Regions from separate parts of the Homo sapiens genome. Here region 1 is linked to region 2. The links are chromatin contacts, found by Hi-C or POLR2A ChIA-PET in ENCODE. All regions are on one chromosome and are shown on one strand. The core of a region is the stretch at or near the end of the contact, and the rest is flanking DNA. Distances in the headings are between cores, read along the strand shown. Region 1 overlaps SH3BP4 (SH3 domain binding protein 4). Region 2 overlaps LOC101927896 (a long non-coding RNA gene).

Region 1 (3,570 bases), core at 38-2,537, 89 kb before region 2:
ACTTTACAGAAAATTTAAGTTAATAAATGCAGTTTAAAGAAGGGAAGCTGGCCAACATCATGAGTCATCAGAGAGATGCAAATCAAAAACACTGTGGGAGACCACCACACACCTGCTGAGACAGCTACTGTCAAAAAACCAGAAAATAACAAACGCTGGTGAGGATGTGAAGGAACCGGAACCCTTGTACACTGTCGACGGAAATGCCAAATGGAGTGACTGCTAAGGAAAACAATATGGAAGTGCCTCAAAAAATTAAAAATAGAATTACCATATAATCCAGCAATTCCACCTCTGGGAATATACCCAAAAGAGCTGAGAGCAGGGTCTCAAAGAGATATCTGCACACCCAGGTTCACAGCAGCATTATTCGCAATAGCCACGAGGTACAACTCAAATGTCCATGGACAGATGAATGGATAAATAAAATATAACATATACATATAATGGAATATTATGCAGCCTTCAACTGTAACATGATAGGCCACAGCATGGATGAACCTTGAAGACACTATGCTAAGTGAAATATGCCAATCACAAAAAGACAAATATTGTATGATTCCACCTACGTGAGGTACCTGTAGTAATCAAATTCATAGCAACAGAAAGTGGAATGGTGGGTGCCAAGAGCTGGGGGAGGAGGAAACGGGTACAGAATTTTCATTCTGCAAGATGAAAAAGGTGTGAAGATTCTGCTGTACAACACTAAGGCAACTGAACTGTATGCTCCAGATGGTTAGGATGATAACATTTATATTATGTCTTTTACCACAATTTTAGAATTTTTTTAAAGGCAGTGGGGGAAGGCCATAATGAGTAGCCTATTTTGTTGTCTTCATGTAGTCTCTGAAGAAATTTGTGTCCGGTAACTCACGCTGCAGCCATCCCCACATCTACCTTCTTTCAATCTGGGCGTGATAACCTACAGAACAATTCCAACGCAGTTAAAAAAAAAAAGTCAACCCTCTCTCCAATTGCTTTTACGAGGCAAAAAGTGATCCTGATCCCCAGCGCTAATAAACAAAAAAGAAAACGACACATAAATCCCATCTGGGAATACAGACATGGAAACCTACGCAACAGAAGTCAGCTGAAGAGTGCACCCCAATTAGCTGGAATTAGCGGCGGAATGCAAGGCGGGCGCCCCGAGGGAAGGCGCTCCAGGAAAGGAGGGTGACTCACTGTTCACTTTCTATGTGTCTGTAATGTTTGGAATGACTACAAAGGCTTTTATTATTCCTACAATAAAAAGAGTTATGCACACCCGAAGTTTTGTAAAACCATGATCTCAGAAATGATACCACTCAAGACACGTATTCCAAAGGAGGTAACTGTCTAAACTGCTCATTTTCAATCCCAGTTGGGCCTATCGAGTCACCTAGGATGCTTTTAAAATTAAAAAGCCAGAGGTCCCAGTTCCAGGCCAATGGAATCTCTAGGGGAAGGACCTGAGCAGTATCTTTAACCTTCACAGTTGATTCTGATGCACAAAGGAGAAGTCCCGCCAAGGTTTACAGAGGGGTTAAGGCTTCTCTACATTTAAGATTCCATCCGGCCAGTCCTTCGGCATCAGCGTTCCCAAATGTTTTGAGTTCTGACCAATACGGCTACAACTAAAGCAGAAGCGCTCTAGAAACAAAGGGGGAGTGTGAGTGAGTGTGAGAGTGTGTGTGTAAGAGTGTGAGAGTGTGTGTGAGTGAGTGTATTTGTGAGTGTGTGTGAGTGACAGTGTGAGTGTGTGTATGAGTGTGTGTGAGTAAGTGTATTTGTGAGTGTGTGACAGTGTGTGTGTGTGAGACAGCGAGTGTGTGTATGTGGGAGTGTGTGTGAGAGTGTGTGTGTGTGAGAGACAGGGAGTGTGTGTGTATGCAAATGTGTGTGTGTGACAGAGTGTGTGTAAGTGTGTGTGTGAGAGACAGCGAGAGTGTGTGAGAGAGACAGAGAAAGAGGGGGTGTGTGTGTGCGCGCAAGCACGCGTCTCAGCCTGAAAGCTGAGAAGGAAGGTCCCACTGGGCAGAGGCAGTAAGGGAAAGGCTGGGGTACACACATGCTTCCCTGAGAGGACCCACAGGCATCCTAGGGGCCCACCAGAGGAGGCAGGGCAGGAGCAGGCTCGGGATAAAACCCTCCAAGTCCAGCCTGCCAGGCTCCGTGTGCTGTGTGGAAAAGCGGAGGCTTATTCTGTACAACCACGAAGCCCTTGGAAGTCTGCAGGCCAGGAAGAGGCACGATCAGATCTGTGTTTTCAGTCCTTGGAATAGCTGGAAGGCGACAACTGGCGCTGAAGGCAGCCTGTGCGTGTCTGCTGAGAGAATCAACGAATGAATGGGCAGGAGGAACAAGGGTGGCCTCCCAGTCAGAGGCCAGGGTCACAGAGCCACCTACTCAGAGCCAGCACACACTGGGACGTCCCAGGGCTGCACGTGATGACATGCAACTTCCAAACTTCAGGGGAGGGGACTTGACCATGAGGAAGGAGCATAGACCCAGACTCTACCGTTCCCCAAAGCCACCCGCAGATCAGAGCACCGAACGTACAAAACCAAAACCACCCACAAAATTCTGCAAAAAGCCAATAAGTGAGATAGCCTAAGCTGTCAGTCTGCCTAACAAGACTGGCAACTTCAACAACACAAAATTAGAACCTCTCAAATGAAAGCTCCCCTGTGGCTACGGGGAAGAGGCGCCCTGGGGGAAGTAGCCCTGGGCTGAGACTAGCTTGAATGCTCTCCTTTCTAAAGCTAACAGCAAAGTCGCCTGGAACCAGGGTGGCTGGTCTCGCTTCCAAATCATAAAGGAAGAAAGAGCTCTAGAAGACAGCATCTTCAAAGAAGAGGGCAGTGATCAACTGTGTGAGTTACAACACCAAATATGAAAACTGGCAGAAAGAATCACTTGCACACTGTTTGCATAAAATAAAACCACAATGAAATGACCTAGAAAGGGAGGCAATAAAAGGGTATCAGGAAAAGTATGAAATACACACACACAGGATTTCTCTACTGGTAAAATTGCAAAGCAACGGAAACATCCAATTATGCCGAAAGAACGACTAAAACATATGGTAAAAGCCGTGAGTGTGGATCGGGGAAGGGGCAAGGCAGCAGCCACACAGGGAAACCCAAGCCCGTCTCTTGAGACCTGACAGTCCAACAGACAAGACACATGGCATGCGACGTGAAATACGATATAATCAAGCTTCATTTAACTGATCTATCTGAAACCCCGTGTCCCAGAGAAAATACAATCGATTTGCAAGTATCCAAGGAATAACCACAAACACTGAAGGCATTCTCAGCCAAAGAAAATTTCAATAAATTCTCCAAAGTAAAAAACTGTACTAGACACCACCTGGCCCCAATGCAATAATTCTAGAGGGTAACTAGAAAATAAGAGTAAACAACTTGAAAAAAAAAAAAAAAAAAGAACAACTCTGTTGAGTTAAAGACTCCTTAGAAGGTACACGGAGAACACCCCAAGGTCCATCCGGTTCTACAAACTCACTGGGCATCAGGTGGCCGTGTTTCTGCAACCCCTCATGGAAACACAAGCCCCCAGTCCCCACCTCAT
Region 2 (3,575 bases), core at 803-3,302:
TATTCAGTACATGTGTCACTAGATCCAGGACTTGCTCTAGAAGTTGGAGGAAGTCAATGGCACTGTGAGAAACGTGAATTACCAAGGGACTCTGTCATGTCCTTCGTTACTCATGTGACTTCCTTACATGAAAGGAAAATAGATCCTGGGGCCTCCAAATCACTCAGCTAAAGGGAAAAGTCAAGCTGGATCTGCTTAGGGCAAACCTGCCTCCCATTTATTCAAAGTCATCCCACTCTTCACTGAGATAAATGCATATCTGATGGCCTCCTTTGGAAAGGCTCATCAGAAACTCAGAAGAATGCAACCATTTGTCTCTTATCTACCTATGACCTGGAATTTCAGTATTAAACCAATGTTTATCTTGCATATATTGATTGATGTCTCATATCTCTGTAGAGACTACATGAAAATTTTGTTGTTGAAATAATTCGTTGTACTGAGCTTCAATTGAAATGCTTAAATACCTTGAAAACATTTCCATTTTTGCCTTTACTCAAATCAGGTGGTGGCTACTTTCTAATGAATGCAAATCCCAGTATGTGAAAAGTGTGGGTTAGGACAATAAAAGGGGAGGTGACACCATTTTAATGGTTTCTCAGAAGCTGTGCTCCGATGTCCTTGGGCACATGTCATCAGTACCTCCTGAGGTTATGTCACAGGTGCATGTCCTTAACTTTGGCAAAATAAACTTCCTAAATTAACTGAGATCTGTCTCAGATATTCAGGCTTCAGAGCTATGCCAGCTAACCCCTTATGCTGAAAACGAGGACTTAGAAGGAAAGGGCAAGAGAGCCAGACTTGCTTTTTCCTTTTTTTTTTTTTTTTTTAAGTCTTTCCTTATTCATCAATAAGCCAAAAGTAGAGGTTGTTAGTAGAAAATGTGTGCACCAAGAAGTGAAATAAAGACAGTTGAGTTCATGTGTTGTAGTGTTTCCAATGTTCTGCTAAGAATGAAATATATATGCATGTACAAGCCACAAAATACAAATTGTGTAATTTTGGTGATGCTGCATATGAGTTAAATGTACTTATGTTTGTATTTAAACGTGAAATTGCACAATATGAAGAGTAATGGTAAAATTCATGCTAATGATTTAAAATTGTATTCTTTCTTTACTCAAAACGACCTCAAGGAGCAAAGTAAAAACACCATAACAAATTGAGAGACTGTAGAAAAAGGGAAAAGCCTTATCTTTTACTACATTCCATGGCACGTTTCTCCTGCTTTTTGAATGAGAGCACTTACAGTTTCATTTTGCATTTGGCTGCAAAAACAGCGCAGCGCCCCCTGCAGGGAGCTGTATCACGGTGTTCTGATCAGCCTCTGGGGAAGTGGCCTCCTCTGGTCCAATCAGCTTGTGGACTGAGGATCACGTGATACAAAATATGGCCACCCCTGCATGAACCTGGAGCAACTGCCCTGGGTAGGTACCCGTACAAGGAAAGGCAATCCTTCAAGCAATAATCTTTTGGCAGTCTCCCTCACCTCTGTTCACCCCTGGGTATTTTTGGCATTGCTGTTTTTAATGATGGGGTGTGATGTTTCCTCAGCCTGTTAAACTTCATTGTGTTATTTTTTAACTGCTTCTGAGAAACTACTAAAATGCTGTTACCTCCCTTTTTATTGGCCTAAGCCACACTTTTCACATACTGGGCTTTTCATTCATTAGAAAGTAACCACTTATTTTGAGTAAAGGCAAAAATGGAAATGGTTTCAAGGTATTTAAGCATTTCAAGTGAAGCTCAGCACAGTGAATTATTTCAACAACAAAATTTCCATGCAGTCTCTTAGAAGAAAAATGTATCTTAACTAAATTTTAGGACTTCACATTTTGTTTTGTTTTGTCTTGGCTTATTTGTTATTTAAATGTGCGGATCTGTGAAATAACATCATTTCTTTTTAAAAGACAGCAGGTTCTAACTTTAGTACTTCCTGAGCAAAAAGAACTAAGGTTGCAGAAAGCTTCTCTTTCAGGCTGTCTTTCTGGCATTGCTGCAGGCAGTGCTGCCCTTGCTGGGAGGTCTCCACCATCCACATTAGCCTGCATGTCTCTGTCCCTTTGCTTCGTTTCCCACCTCTACCCACCTGCCCACCACACTCTCACACTTCCCCTGCCCAACCAGAATTGCCATCAGGGGCTATTGGTCCAATCCCAAATGCTAGTAACAGAACTGAAAAGCCCAAGTTTGAAGGGAATTTCTTCTTCCGTGAAGTCCCCTGGGAGAAAATTTTCTGGAAGACTCACCATCCCAGAGGCTACACAGCTCAGGACAACCCCTGTTCTTTTAAGGGAAAAGTGAAAGCCTGGACTTGTAGGTTTTCCCCACCAGTTTTCACATGGAGCTGATATCGGCATCTCTGCAAGGCCAGGAGGAGATTGAGTGACCTCTCTGGAACTCCGAAGTTTACTTTCCCTGCGTTTTCGTAACTTGTTCTCAGCTCTTTGAACTGCATCCAAGTGCCTAGTTCATGATGCCATAATTGCTCACCGGGTTCAAGGGCAGAGCTCTGGTTTCATATTGTAAAATTCAGTGCACCTGGGTACCACATAATAGCTGTGCTAAGACATGTGTGCATTACATCAGCTATGATTCATTCCTGTGATCTAGTTTAGACCACAATCTGATAACACAAACCAATTACTTAAACTGTTAGAAGATGCTTAACTGGAAAAAACATATCTTTAGTTTTCCTTCCAACTTTAGTCTAAACCATATATATATATGTTTTTATATATATATATATGTTCATATTCCATATATATGTATTCCAAATACTCTACATGAGTTTTAACAACAAAACTTGGGGGAATGGGATCTAAAATGTATTTCCCAGGTCTAGCTTGGATGGACTTCAGGGTCATTAACAAGCTGTGCCAAGCAGCATATGAAATCGGTGAGATAAGCTTTGATGCATATTAGCTGTGGGACCTTAAGCAAATGACTCATACTCTCTGAGCTAAAGTTTTCTTATCTGTGAAATAAGCATAGCAAGCCCTCCCCCTAAGGACTGTTGGGGTTAAATTAAATGGTAAAAGCTCCTTAGTCAGTACTCAATATAGGTTCAGTACAAATTGGTCTTTTTTCCTTTCCAATCATGGATACGTACCTGTTGGGCAAAGTAGGTTTCTCCTGGCCATGCCAGGGGACTTCTCACTGTGCTGCAGCCAAGGCTTGATTGAGATTGGCTCCTCTGGGTCTTTAGGGACATATCTTGATTGATATCAACCAATCACAGTTATCCTGTGTTAGGGCAACAAACTGCTACCCAAATCTGCAGCCTGGTGGCAGGGATTGAGTTAGGGGTGACCCAGGCAGTGCAAAGCTCAGCCATTTTTTTTTCTCCATTTGGACGTGAGCAAAGAAGCTGTGGCTCTGGTTACTGAAAAGGGTGAAACAAAGAATCTCCAACAGACAGGCGGGGGCTCTGTTTGAGCAAAGTCTCAACGGGACTCTTGTTTTATAGCACTATCTGCCATCCTCAAATACACCAGCTACCACTCTGGGCACCCATAAGAACAGAATGTCACTCATCTCTGGGTTTTCGATCCAGAGCTGCAAGTGGATGAGAA

The links. Hi-C counts contacts between places; a loop is a spot of excess contacts on that map. ChIA-PET counts read pairs that join two places held with the same protein, here RNA polymerase II (POLR2A). Pooled maps may share reads with other maps.
Region 1: a loop to region 2 is called in a map of PC-9, with 5 times the contacts of the local background. The contact joins two enhancer-like sites. A Hi-C loop is called at or near these places in 9 of 168 maps with a recorded cell type or tissue (Calu3, HepG2, IMR-90 and 5 more) and 6 of 50 pooled maps. POLR2A ChIA-PET finds 5 or more read pairs at or near these places in 10 of 52 experiments (A549, AG04450, HCT116 and 7 more).

The regions. Positions count from the first base shown.
Region 1 is chr2:234,968,233-234,971,802 of GRCh38, reverse strand. The region is part of intron 1 of SH3BP4 (SH3 domain binding protein 4); the gene reads right to left. Among named protein-coding and RNA genes, the nearest start is that of SH3BP4, 18 kb to the right of the region's middle. Within about 2 kb of position 1,287, at least 8 of the 41 ENCODE cell types and tissues checked have a DNase peak (open chromatin) inside an H3K27ac peak, as active enhancers do; they include HCT116, PC-9 and endothelial cell of umbilical vein, where a contact is called at or near this core.
Region 2 is chr2:234,879,613-234,883,187 of GRCh38, reverse strand. All of the region lies in intron 2 of LOC101927896 (a long non-coding RNA gene), which reads left to right. Among named protein-coding and RNA genes, the nearest start is that of SH3BP4, 71 kb to the left of the region's middle. Within about 2 kb of position 2,052, at least 10 of the 41 ENCODE cell types and tissues checked have a DNase peak (open chromatin) inside an H3K27ac peak, as active enhancers do; they include HCT116, PC-9 and endothelial cell of umbilical vein, where a contact is called at or near this core.